2 separate regions of the Homo sapiens genome follow, and region 2 is linked to region 1. The links are chromatin contacts, found by Hi-C or POLR2A ChIA-PET in ENCODE. All regions are on one chromosome and are shown on one strand. The core of a region is the stretch at or near the end of the contact, and the rest is flanking DNA. Distances in the headings are between cores, read along the strand shown.

The links. Hi-C counts contacts between places; a loop is a spot of excess contacts on that map. ChIA-PET counts read pairs that join two places held with the same protein, here RNA polymerase II (POLR2A). Pooled maps may share reads with other maps.
Region 2: a pooled map shows a loop between it and region 1 (5-fold over the local background). The contact joins the promoter of FBN1 here to the promoter of AP4E1 in region 1. A Hi-C loop is called at or near these places in 2 of 50 pooled maps. POLR2A ChIA-PET finds 5 or more read pairs at or near these places in 2 of 52 experiments (BJ and HCT116).

The regions. Positions count from the first base shown.
Region 1 is chr15:50,905,213-50,911,636 of GRCh38, forward strand. It overlaps AP4E1 (adaptor related protein complex 4 subunit epsilon 1), which reads left to right and starts at 3,471. Exons shown (of 21, transcript NM_007347.5): 1 at 3,471-3,716. The coding sequence starts at 3,567. RefSeq lists enhancers at 3,064-3,805, 3,280-3,569, 3,590-3,759, 3,806-4,547.
Region 2 is chr15:48,642,280-48,648,651 of GRCh38, forward strand. It overlaps FBN1 (fibrillin 1), which reads right to left and starts at 3,430. Exons shown (of 66, transcript NM_000138.5): 1 at 3,296-3,430; 2 at 2,327-2,671. The coding sequence starts at 2,490. It overlaps FBN1-DT (FBN1 divergent transcript), which reads left to right and starts at 3,526. Exons shown (of 2, transcript NR_183872.1): 1 at 3,526-4,551. RefSeq lists silencers at 2,405-2,454, 2,555-2,684, 3,095-3,274, 3,315-3,394 and enhancers at 3,468-3,992, 3,505-3,594.

The DNA of each region.
Region 1 (6,424 bases), core at 2,221-4,720:
TCTGTTGAATGACATAAAATAAGGCAAGTGATTAACATCTCTAATGCCAAGGGAAAGAAAGAAGCTTTTGTCATACTTTCCTTTGTTATTTATAGTTTCGACCAGATTTCTCCCTTTCCCTGAGTCAGTGAATTCTGATACTGATGTCAGCTTCATCTTTTTCGGCATCTTTACAGACGGGAAGGTTAGAAAGCGAATCTTCTAGTATCCCCTTTTTAAGCCAATGGAAGAACCTAAAATTAAAAAACTATACATAAAACAAAATTTAATTTAAAGATAAAATATTAAATTCCTTTTTTTTTTGGAGACAGAGTCTTGCTCTGTCACCCAGGCTGGAGTACAGTGGTGCGATCTTGGCTCACTGCAACCTTCGCCTCCTAGGTTCAAGCAATTCTCCTGCCTCAGCTTCCCAAGTAGTTGGGACTACAGGTGTGCCACCATGCCCGGCTAAATTTTTTGTATTTTTTTTTTTTTGAGGTGGAGTCTTGCTCTGTCGCCCACGCTGGAGTGCAGTGGTGAAATCTCGGCTCACTGCAACCTCCGCCTCCCGGGTCCCAGCAATTCTCCTGCCTCAGCCTCCCGAGTAGCTGGGATTACGGGCGCACGCCACCATGCCCGGCTAATTTCTGTATTTTTTTAGTAGAGTCATAGGTTGGCCAGGCTGGTCTTGATATCCTGACCTTGTGGTCTGTGCACCTTGGCCTCCCAAAGTGCTGTGATTACAGGTGGGAGCCACCGTGCCTGTCCGAATATTTTGTATTTTTAGTAGAGACGGGGTTTCACCATGTTGGCCAGGTTGGTCTGGAACTCCTGAGCTCAGACAATCTGCCCGCCTTGGCCTCCCAAAGTGCTAGAATATAGGCATAAACCACCGCGCCCGGACGACAAAATATTAAATTCTAGGCAGGGCGTGGTGGCTCACACCTGTAATCCCAGCACTTTGAGTGGCTGAGGCGGGCAGATCATGAGGTCAGGAGACCGAGGCCATCCTGGCCAACGTGGTGAAACCACATCTCTACTAAAAATACAAAAAATTAGCCGGGTGTGGTGGCACGCACCTGTAATCCCAGCTACTCGGGAGGCTGAGGCAGGAGAACTGCTTGAACCTGGGAGGCGGAGGTTGCAGTGGGCCGAGATCACACCACTGCACTCCATCCTGGGCAACAGAGCGAGACACCATCTCAAAAAATAATAATAAAATAACAAAATTAAATTCTAAAAGAGTATCCCTTTCTGGCTGGGCGCAGTGGCTCGCGCTTGTAATCCCAGCACTTTGGGAGGCTGAGGTGGGCGGATCACCTGAGGTCAGGAGTTCGAGACCAGCCTGGCCAAAATGGTGAAACTCTGTGTTTACTAAAAATACAAAAATTAGCCGGGCATGGTGGCGGGCGCCTGTAATCCCAGCTACTCGGGAGGCTGAGGCAGGAGAATTGCTTGAACCCAGGGGGAGGAGGCTGCAGTGAACCCAGATTGTGCCACTGCATTCCAGTCTGGGTGATAGAGCGAGACTCTGAAAAAAAAAAAATTAAATGAATAAATGAGTATCCCTTTTAGATAAAGTTTAAATATTTTAAAATGTTCTCAATATATTAAAAAATATTCTTGCGAGACAAGCCAACAAATTGAACTTTTTTCTTATGTTCCCATATAGGTATTAAAACAACTTCAGGATTTCAAAAAAACTCATTTATTAGGTGACAAGGAGGTTACAGAGATTAGAGCAGGTATAACCGAAGATAGCTTGTAAGTGTAGCTGTAGCTGGTGGGCCGGTTGAGGTTCTGGACTTCGCGGTGCAAAATAATTTTGAAGTCCAAAGTAAAAGCAAGCAAAAGAGTTTATTGCAAAGCGAAAGTACACCCTCACAGCTGATCAGAGCGGGCTGCTCAAAGGTGAGACAGCATGCACTGACACTGGGGAAACTCCCTTTGTAGGAGTCTCACAGGATCATTCATGAAGCGGGGAGAACGGGTGCTGCTATTAAGCACGTTCTCTGGTTTTCTGTCGCCATGTGCGCTGTGGTTGTATATGCTAGTACATACACTGCATGTCTTATTAGTATCTTAAATCTTCACCCAGGAGTGGTGTTTTTTTTTTTTTTTTTTTTTTACTATTATAATGAGTATAATTCAGCCCAACGACACTGATCATGGGTTTCTGCGCTTGTGAGAGTTTGGGGATTTTCCCTTCTGCTCTCGTACCTCTTTGCTGCAAAATTTTCTAACCAGGAGCCTCGGATGTGGTTTGTACACTATGGGCTGGTTTGTTCTATTTATTTAGCAAGTTTGTTCCCCTTGAAGGGAGGCTATCACCACCTACCTAACCTACCTCCTAGAAACACACTAGGAGTACTGAGAGCAAATTGCATTAATCTCTGAAAACGCACGTATTTATGCCCTAAACCTACTACCTTAGAAAATTCTAGAAAACACAAGGATACTCCAGGATACATTTTACCAGCTAGTCAATCGTCATCTAGCCGCTTGAAAACTCTGTACATTTCCAACAGAATGAGGGTAAAAACGGCAAATAACACGTAAGAAACGTTATCAATGTTGTTTTGACTTTGTGAATTCCCTAGAAGGGTCTCAGCGACCCTGAGGTCACCAGACCACATTTCGAGAGCCATTGTACCAGACTCTGTTCTAGATAAAAGACGGAGCAATCGGAATGAATAAAATACTCTCTCTATGGGGAGCTGTTTACGTAGTGGCAACTGCGACCTGTTCTAAAGTGGAACAGAACCGAGCGCTGTGAGAGGGTGGGACTTGGAGACCTATCCTTGCCCGCCGGGCCAGGGGAGTGGGCTCTAGAAGGATGACCTTTCAACTGCGACCTGCTGAGGAGGAGTCGGCAAGGGTGGCCGCCGACCAGTTCTCTTTCCCGCCCACCTCCCCAAATCCCAGGAGAAGAGGGGCGGACGGGAAGCGACAGTGGCCGCGAGTCCCCGGCACGCGACGGGCTCTCAACCTGGCACGCCGAATCCTCAGGACAGCCCCGCTATCACGCAACTACTCGGGTGTCCCAAGAGTCGCCAGGGCCGGAGCCGCGCGCGGCGCCGGGGACCCGCGTGAAACCGCCTGTGGGAAGCGGGCGGGTGGCGCGCGCTCCGGGGACAGTGAGAGGCGGCGGACGGCGCGGGGACGTCCCGAAAAAGGCGCAGCCAGGAAGACGCAACTCCTGACGCGGTCTCGGGCTACGCGGAGGCGGCTAGTGGGAAAGGGGGACTCTGGGAGACAGTGCCTAACAGGGCCAGGCCCCCGACGGCTTCCTCAGGAGGACTCACGGTTCTGGGGGATTCCGGAACCGCTACCCCGTCGCGAGAAAGGAGGTCTACTTACGCGCGCAATCTCGAGCGAGCGGCCTTTTCCACCCCCGCGGTCTCTTGCGCCCTCTGGTGGCCTCTCGCGAGAACGACGCTGAACTTGTTCAGGTGGGACGCCAATAAAGATTTCTTATTCAAAAAACAGGAAGTGCCTACGGAGGCCGGGCCGGCAGCGGCGGCCGGGCATGAAGCCGGGCGGCTACGGGATCGCGGGCGGCGGCGGCATCGCGGGCGGCGGCGGCGATGAGCGACATAGTGGAGAAGACGCTGACGGCGCTGCCGGGACTCTTTCTGCAGAACCAGCCCGGTGGTGGGCCCGCGGCCGCCAAGGCGTCCTTCTCCTCGAGGCTGGGCAGCCTTGTCCGCGGCATCACAGCCCTCACCTCCAAGCACGTAGGTGCCCGCCGGCCCGGGAGCTCAGGGACATCGGAGTGAGGCCCCCGCGCCAGGAGGCCCTGGCCGGGCGGCGAGACTTCAGGGCCTCTGGGGTTAGCCCTCCGGCGGGGCTCAGGGGCTGCTGTGTCGGTTCGTCCTTTCGTCTGCCTGGAAGCTTCACTTTCCTGCTGGGACTGACAGCAGGGAAGCCGAGTTTCCACAGTTAGTTCTGACACTGACTCTTTGATCGGGGGCACATCTCTGTAACCTCTGAGCCTCCGTGTGTTTTCTCAACGTTGTGGTGGAAAAGTACTGATACATAATTCATAGGTTTTTTGTTTGTTTTGAGGATTGGGTGAGATGTCAAGCGTGTGAAAATACCTAGTGCGATGGAAGTGTCAGACATTATTTACCTTCCACAAAGTTTTTTTTCCCTACTCAGTTTCCTTCTCTCCCCCGGTGCCTTCAACTGAACAACAGTTCAGATGTCGCATACCTGAAGAGATCCTGTGAGCCTCTTGTTGAATATCTTTGGGGAGCTTGAGGTTCTTGGGTTACAACAACGTGTTGGGCAAAGAAAAAGCACAGTTCTCTCAAAATGTAAAATTTGCTAAGTCTCTGCCTCAAGTGGGCTTTGAAAATGAGCAGTTATAAAAATTCTTAAACTTTTAAAATTTTTAAATTTTTATTGACGGAGTCTCTCTCTGTCGCCCAGGCTGGAGTGCAATGGTGCGATCTCGATCTCGGCTCGCTGGAGCCTTAAGGTTTTAAAAATTTTAATTTTTGTTTTTTTTTGAGACGGAGTCTCGCTCTGTCGCGCAGGCTGGAGTGCAGTGGCGCGATCTGGGCTCACTACAAGCTCCGCCTTCCGGGTTCACGCCATTCTCCTGCCTCAGCTTCCCGAGTAGCTGGGACTACAAGTGCCCGCCACTGCCTGGCTAATTTTTTGTACTTTTCGTAGAGACGGGGTTTCACCGTGTTAGCGAGGATGGTCTCGATCTCCTGACCTCGCGATCCGCCCGCCTTGGCGTCCCAAAGTGTTGGGATTACGTGCGTGAGCTACCCTGCCCGGCCTTAAAATTTTTAAATTTTTAATGACGGAGTCTCGCTCTGTCGCCCAGGCTGGAGTGCGATGGTGCGATCTTGGCTCACTGGAGCGTCTGCCTCCCGGGTTCAAGCGATTCTCCTGCCTCAGCCTCCCAAGTAGCTGGGATTATAGGCGTATGCCACTACGCCCGGCTAATTTTTGTATTTTTAGTAGAGACAGGATTTCACCATGTTGGGCAGGCTGGTCTTGAACTGACCTCAAGTGTTCGCTCACTTCGGCCTCCCAAAGTGCTGGGATTACAGGCATGAGCCACCGCGCCGGGCCCCCACAGGCGCTCGATGGTTGCACGGATTGTGTAGTATACCGATTCACAGCTACAAGGAGTTTATATCTTAAAAAGAGCACGTGTTAATGTCATTATTTGTTCAACAGATGTTTATGGAACAAGGTTATGTGTTAGACACAGGAAAATAGAATTAAACACATTCCCTTTTCCCAAGGAATTAGTCATTCGTTTTGGGCTTAAGACAAGTATAAGCATGACTACAATGCAATAGAAGTGCTAAAAGAGAAGGAAAGACAGAAAAGAAAGTGCTCTGAAGGTTTAAAAAAAATATTTTTTTGGCAGCTCTAATAAGTTGATGCTATCCGGAGAGAACCTGCTTCACATTCCAGAATCATTACTTGTGGGCTTGTCTTGTTTTGTTTTGTTTTTGAGATGGAGTCTCACTCTGTCGCCCAGGCTGGAATGCAGTGGTGCAATCTTGGCTCACTGCAACTTCTGCTTCCTGGGTTCAAGTGATTCTTCTGCCTCAGCCTCCCTGGTAGCTGGGATTACAGGCACACGTCACCATACCCGGCTAATTTTTATATTTTTAGTAGAGACAGGGTTTCGCCATGTTGGCCAGGCTGGTCTTGAACTCCTGACCTCAGGTAATCCACCTGCCTTGGCCTTGGCCTCCCAAAGTGCTGGGATTACAGGCGTGAGCCACCACGCCTGGCCATTTGTGGCCTTAATAATGTTGTTTTTCTTAAGGTTTTTGTCCTTTGCTAATTTTTAAGGGATCCTCAATAAAATTTTTTAAAAAGTTATTTTTGGTCTTAAATAGCAGTTTGAAACTGTAGATAGGCATCCACGTGTATCAGTACGTCACTAGTGGCTTTTGAATAGCCATCTGATGAACATGTAATTCAGTGTGTAATTTAAAGGTAGCATGATATTAGCCAAAAAAAAATGGGGCCAATTTTTTAAGTGCTTAGGGAGATAACATACAATGCAGACAGTAGGAGTGACCACATTGGTATGTGTCTGAGATAGGAAGTTATGGAAAGGATTTGGGGAATGAGGAAAAGACAGGGAAGAAGAATGTAGTTTAAGGGAAAAAGACCTATTTCTGTTTCTGCTTTCTTACCCTGTTTCTTAATTCCATGAAGACTTTTTACTTCTAAGGGGAAGATGTGAGATGAGACTCTTTTCTTGGGCCAATACATGGAGAATTTCTACTCTCTCTCCACCTTTAATTTTTTTTTTTTTTTTTTTTTTAGATGGAGTCTTGCTCTGTTACCCAGGCTGGAGTGCAGTGGTACGATCTCGGCTCACTGCAACATTCACTTCCCGGGTTCAAGCGATTCTCCTGCCCCTGCCTCAGCCTCTCGAGTATCTGGGATTACAGGACCC
Region 2 (6,372 bases), core at 2,180-4,679, 2.3 Mb before region 1:
GAGGCAGGAGAATCGCTTGAGCCGGGAAGGTGGAGGCAGTAAGCCAAGATTGCACCACTACACTCCAGCCTGGGCAACAGAGCAAGACTGTGTCTCAAAAAAAAAGAAAGAAAATGAATGAGGTAGATCCATATGAGTTAATAGATGGATGCATTAAAGATACATAAAAAGTAAGTAAAGTTCAGAATATTGCATGTACAATACATTCCATGTATTAAAAAGGATACACACACACATGTGTATGTATACATATATATTTGTGTTTATTTGTACATGTATACATATGCCTAAAAGATTTATAGAAAAATACACAAGAAAATGGTCTCTGAAAGGTGGCAGGGAAATACTTTTAATTGTATATATTTTTAAATTATTATTTTCACCCCCGTGTATGTGTGTGTGTGTGTGTGTGTGTATATATATATATCACTTATTATAAAATCTTATAATTAACATGAGAATTAGGAACACACATAATTACAATTCTATTAATACCCTGTTTTTAGGAAGGCTTTATAAATAGTTTACAATAGGATAAGGTCTGTGTTAATGATCAAATACTGTGAGGAGCACAGAGAGGTATCTCTCTATAATCACAAACAAATTTAAAACCAGAGAGAAAAAGCACAAGTGTGAGTAAAAGTGTGGCATCCTGTTAAGCAACAAAGTAAAGCTTAGTTTCTTTTTTCACATTCCCAAGGGAACACACTAGTTGGTGACAGCCCAGAGAAATGAGACAAATGTCTGACCAGGCCTCACACCTCTCTGCAGATCTTCAGCCACAGAATTAAATCCCCACGTCCTTTATATACAGGAGCAATCCTATCAGAATAGATATTAAGATATTATTATGTAGGAGAAATGTATTTTTGAAGGAAAAATACTGGACTAAATGAGGTCCTCTTGAGAACATATGAAAATCAGAGCCTCAGTCTACTTATTGAACTTGCCATGTGCCTTGCACACAGGGCAATAAACATCTGCTGTCTGATCAAGGTCAGGTTTACCATGATAAGCAAACTTCCTTCCAACATTATCGGAATTCTGGGTTTATTTTCCACGAAGGCCAAGATGGAACCGAATTAATCATAACTATTTTCTGTGCTATTTTATCACAGCCTAAGTGCTTGGCTCATACAATCATCTTGTCCTTACTCCAGACTAGGAGTCAAAAACTGGTCTGGTGAGTTTACTTTTTCTTCTCATATCTGGGCCATACAAACACAAATTTTACTACATATACATGACTATAACACCTCATAACAAAAAAAGAGTAAGTGAAATGAACAGCCACATATCCAAGTGGATACCATCACTTGGTGACCCAGAGCTATATAATAAAGCTACAGAACCACTCAGGAAAAGAGCATCAGCGAGAATGGTAAGAATTTAATACAAAATCTCCCTATATATACTGTCTGAATTTATTTAACAGGCTCCTCCAAGAAGATAAAAGGGGTCACTGACAGTCCATCCTGTTGTTTCCATGGAGGCTTTAACTTAAACAACTGCAGACAAATTTCTCTTAAAGGAAATGTATTCCCACTGTCCTTCAATACAGGAAAATGACAACCCTTAGTCAAGTCTAATTAAAATTTTTCCGGCTGAAACATCTGTAACAGCGGCATGGGAAGCCAGTGAAATGGTCAGTTGCATGTACACAACACAAACACCACTAGTTAAAAATACTCCCTTAAGGCCGGCCACAGCAGCCTTACTGCTGCAGTGAAACGGAGAGCCCCACACAACTCAAAAAACCAGTTCTCAGAACCACTTGCCCTGTTCTGCTTCCAATGTAGACATCTAAAGGAAGCATTGCCCAGAAAACCCAATCCGTAATTTTAATAAGCATAATTTACGGAAGAGTCAACTACTGTGTGATTTCTCCTCTGACTGTCATGGGAATCCCTTCCTTTCCTTGCCCCCTTTCAAATACAGCATCTACCAAGATGACCCCAAGGAAAGTACTTTCCTCTAGAAACAACCAGAATTGATATTGCAGGGAAAGGAACGGGCTTCTCCTCTTATCCCACTCGCAACTCCTCCCCTTCTTCCCCAAGGAACTCTTCTCGCCTCCCAAAATCTGCCTCAACAATGGCCCAAGATTCCATTTAACCACGTCCTCTCCTTTGGGGCAGAAATCTCTGGGAGTAGGGGCAAGGTAGTTTAACCACGAACGGGGTGGGGACTAAACAACCCTAGCACCTCTAAGGTGCCCCCAGGAGGTCTTGCCAAGGAGTCTTCCACAGGGAGAGTCATCCTGCCCGTTGTTCTGGATCTTGAAACTTGGGAGACCCACACCAAAGGAGGGAACCGGTTCCTTTACCCTTTAAGCGCGTCGTGTCCTCCACCGCCTCTTCTCTTGGCCCGACTGGCTCTGGTTTCCTTCACGTTCCCAGCCTCCAAATTGGCGTCCGCCCCATGGCTCGTGTAGGACGCTAAAAGCACGGTAAATCCCAGGGCGATCTCCAGCAGACGCCCTCGACGCATGATGCCGAGCCGCCACCGGCTCCCGCCGCCTCTTGCCGCGCCCGGGGCTCGGTCTGCGGCCGCCGCTGCGCCCTGAAGCGCACCGCGCCGCCGGGGTCCCGCTATCCCGCCGCCCGTCCCCCGGGCCGGGCTCCTCCCGCCTTCTCCAGGCGCTGCTCCCACTTCAGGCGGCCCCTGCCAGCTGCAACACAGAGACAAATCCCCGAGGCGGGGAGACTTTCAGGGCATCGGGATGCTGAAGCCTCGCGGTCCCCATTCCCAAGCCCAACCCGTGCGCCGCCTGCGCGTGGCGCAGTTAATTTGGGTAAGGGAAGACCGTTTGGTCCACAGCTGGCTGGAAAGCCCAGGCCCCCGGCGGCAGCAGCCCCGGCCGATCCCTCGGCCTCCCGGGCCCCGCCAGAAGAGCGCGGCGCAAAGTACCCATATCCCCAGCGGTCCTAAGCCCCGGGCGAGCTCTCTGGGTTTATTTTTTTTAGCGGCACGAATTGCGCGCGATGCGCGCTCTGAACGCCCCACTCCTCAGCCTGCCCTCTCCGCCAGGCTGGAAGCCAGCCGCGCCGTCCCCGCCGACTCCGGGCGATGCCACCGCCCCCCGAACATCTGACGCGGAGCCCGGCACCAAGAGCCCCGGGCCAGGAAGCTGTCAGGCAGGGGAGGGCCAGCGCCAGCTGTGGACGTTCCGGGACAGCCCCTCACCCCAGTCCCTGTCCCTGCCCTCGGCGCGGCGCAAACGCAAAAGCCTCCGTGGCCGCAGCTCCAGCCCCGGTGGCCGCCCGACCCCCGTCGGGACCCCGGCTGCACCCACTGGAGAAGCGGCGGCTCCGACTCCCGAGGAGGCGGCGGCGGCTGCTCCCAGTCGTGGCCGCTACAGCCACTGCTCGGCTCCGCTCGCAGCTGTCCCAGCTGTGGCTCCTGTCCGCTTGTGGCACCCACAGTCTCTGCCGCGGCTCCCGCAGCCCCCTCCTTTCCCCACCTCTTCAAGTATCGTCCGCGCAGCGGTTTCTCGCGAGAGAAATACTTTTTTTAAAAAAAGAAAGAAAAAGAAAATGACACCCCCTCCTTCGTCGCCCTCATCACCACCCCACCCCCCGGCCCCATCCATCCTCCCTTTCCACTCCCCTTTGCCAGCCTCCGCCTCGGTGCGGGGCCTCTCGCTCGCAGGATTAGCGCAGTGGGAGGAGGCAGAGGTGATCAGGTCCTGCCCGGCCTGGGACTTTTTGTCTTGAGGTGGGGAGGGGAGAAATGGGAAGAGGTGGAGTAGCGGTTTTAGCCCGCTCTGCGGCTGCGAGGTTTAGATCCGAGATTAACCTCTCCCGCGATAGGTGAAGCCCTACCGGAGCAGAAAGCTGTTCCACCTGCACCAAGAATGCGCGCTGGAGACGGTTGCCCCGGAGGCCCTGGCCCGAGAGAAAACCAGTCCCCGCTGCCCGCGCCTCCCGGTAGCGCGCTCCCTGCGCCTCTCCCGCCGGACACTCAGCAGACGCCGGAGGCCGGGAGGCTAAGACTGGGCGCGTCGCAGGCCGGGACCGCGGCAGAGGCTGCTGTGCCGACCGAGGAGAGGGCTCTGCCGCCCCCACTTGCCCTGGGTGTCGAGAGCCCACTCCAGACGCGGCTCTTCTGAGGCTCAATTCAAGCCACCCAGGCCTGAATCCAGGGTGCTCTCTCTAAGTCGGTGTCCAACCCAGGGGCCTGTAAATGTTGGAACCTAGGATGTAGGATGGGAGCGGTGAAGGGATGGTCCTCTTGCCCAGCCCAGATTAAGACTGGGGTTCATCTGGAGGACTCTACTTACACCCTCCCGGTCCCCTCGCCCTCCCCCACACACAGCTGCCTCTCCCCAGGATATGCGCGGCACAGTGAATTTAGTGGCTTTGAAAGGTATAGTATTTGTGGCATCCTTATATGGATAATGCCCAATGATGCCTGCACCCTGTAACAGTTTAGGAAGGCCTGAAGTCGCACACTGGGTCCTGGCTGCTGTAACTGGAGACCCCCAGAAGATCCCCTGCAAGCAGCCACCAGCCTGCTGTCAAGCCAATAATAAAAGCTCAGCACAAACAGGTACCCTGGGAATGTATCTTGTTGAAAGGGATTTTCCTTATTTGTAACCGTTTGTAAAGGGGCCCAGACAGTAGGGTAGAGAGACCTGGGCAAGTTATTCAACTTCTTTCCAAATACAAGATGGGACTTGTAGTGTCCACCACACAGGGTTGTAATGGTGATGATGGACATGCTGAACTGCTGTGATACATGAAGATGAAACAGAAAAACTGTGGGAACTATGAGCTGATCTAAAGCCATAGTCCTGTAAGTATGTATGTGGTGTACTTTAAGGTCTCACCTGCAAAAGGTCTCTTAGCAGATTCATGAATGAGAGCCTTGGTCACACACTCCTGGCTGAGTAAAGGAGATCATTCATTCAAGATGTTTTTACTGAGCACGAACTGTGTACTACTTAGTGCATTGTTGAACTAGACTTCAACAATTTTAACAAGGCAGGTTCAACAATTTGAACACGACTGACTTCAACAATTTAGTGAAAAGGGCAGAAATGTGTCTCCCCTCACACAGCAGGTAGTCAACAAGGAAAGGCAGACTTGAAACAAATAATGGACCAATTGTTAAGCGCCAAACAGGATAAGTACTGGGTGCTTGCTTGGAGGATATATAACAAGGGGACTTGACCTAGGCTAGGGCTGATCAGGAAAGGGATCCCTGAGGAAGTGATATTTAACTTAAGTCTAAAACATAACTAGACTCTACTTAGGATAGCAGTTCTCAACCCTGGCTATGCAGTAAAATAATAAGAGGCTTTAAAAAAATTCTGACACCAGGATGGGCATGGTGGCTCATGCCTGGGCCTGTAATCCCAGCACTTTGGGAGACCAAGGCGGGTGGATCACTTTAGACCAGTAGTTCAATAGCAGCCCGACCAACATTGTGAAACCCTGTCTCTACTAAAAATACAAAAATTAGCCAGGTGTGGTGGTGCATGCCTGTAAATCTTGCTACTCAGGAGGCTGAGGCACTAGAATCGCTTGAACCTGAGAGGTAGAGATTGCAGTGAGAGGAGATTGTGCCACTGCACTACAGCCTGGGCAGAACAGAGTGAAACTCTGCCTCAAAAAAAAAAAAAAAAAAAAAAAATCTGACACTGACACCAGGCCCCAACACCCAGAGTTTCTGATTTGAGTAGTCTGTAGTGGATTCTTCACATGGATATTTTTTAAAGCTCCCTGGGTAGGGAGGGGTAAGGAGGTAATTCACACTGGGAAAAGGATCTGAGCAGAGGGACCATGGATTAGGAGAAAGCAGGGCTGTTGGACATCCAGAAAGGCCTTGTCCTGCCCACCAGTTTTCTGGGCTGCTCTGCACCCACAGGGGACTCTGGAAACTGCATGCTTTCCTTGTACTCCAGCAGCATGCAAGACATGCTGTGCCCTTTCTCTCAGAATCTTACACTCAGTGACATGTTGGTCAGCAGCAACCAAACACAAGCCTTTTCTAAGGCTTCTGCCCAGGAAGTAAAGGCCAAATCCTGGTGCCCTGCAAGTCCCCTCTTCCAACATTTCTGGACATTTCTATTATTTCTAACTCAAACTGCCTTCCAGGGTTTCACCTCCAAGGGAGGGATTTGGATTAAACGTTTTTACCTGGCCTTTGCTTTCCCCGGCAACCTCCTCTTTATTCATTGGCCTCTTTCTCCAATAAAGGAAAGATTCTTCCTTCATATTGGGTGGCAGCTCCAAGCCATATACTCCCCTCTTTGAGCAATAAGTCTCATGTTCTGACCACAATGGTGGAAGATTACAGGGGAAGGGGAAGCAGGGGGAACTTGATTACTTAAAAGTAAATACATTTTAAATATACAAGAACTATTCC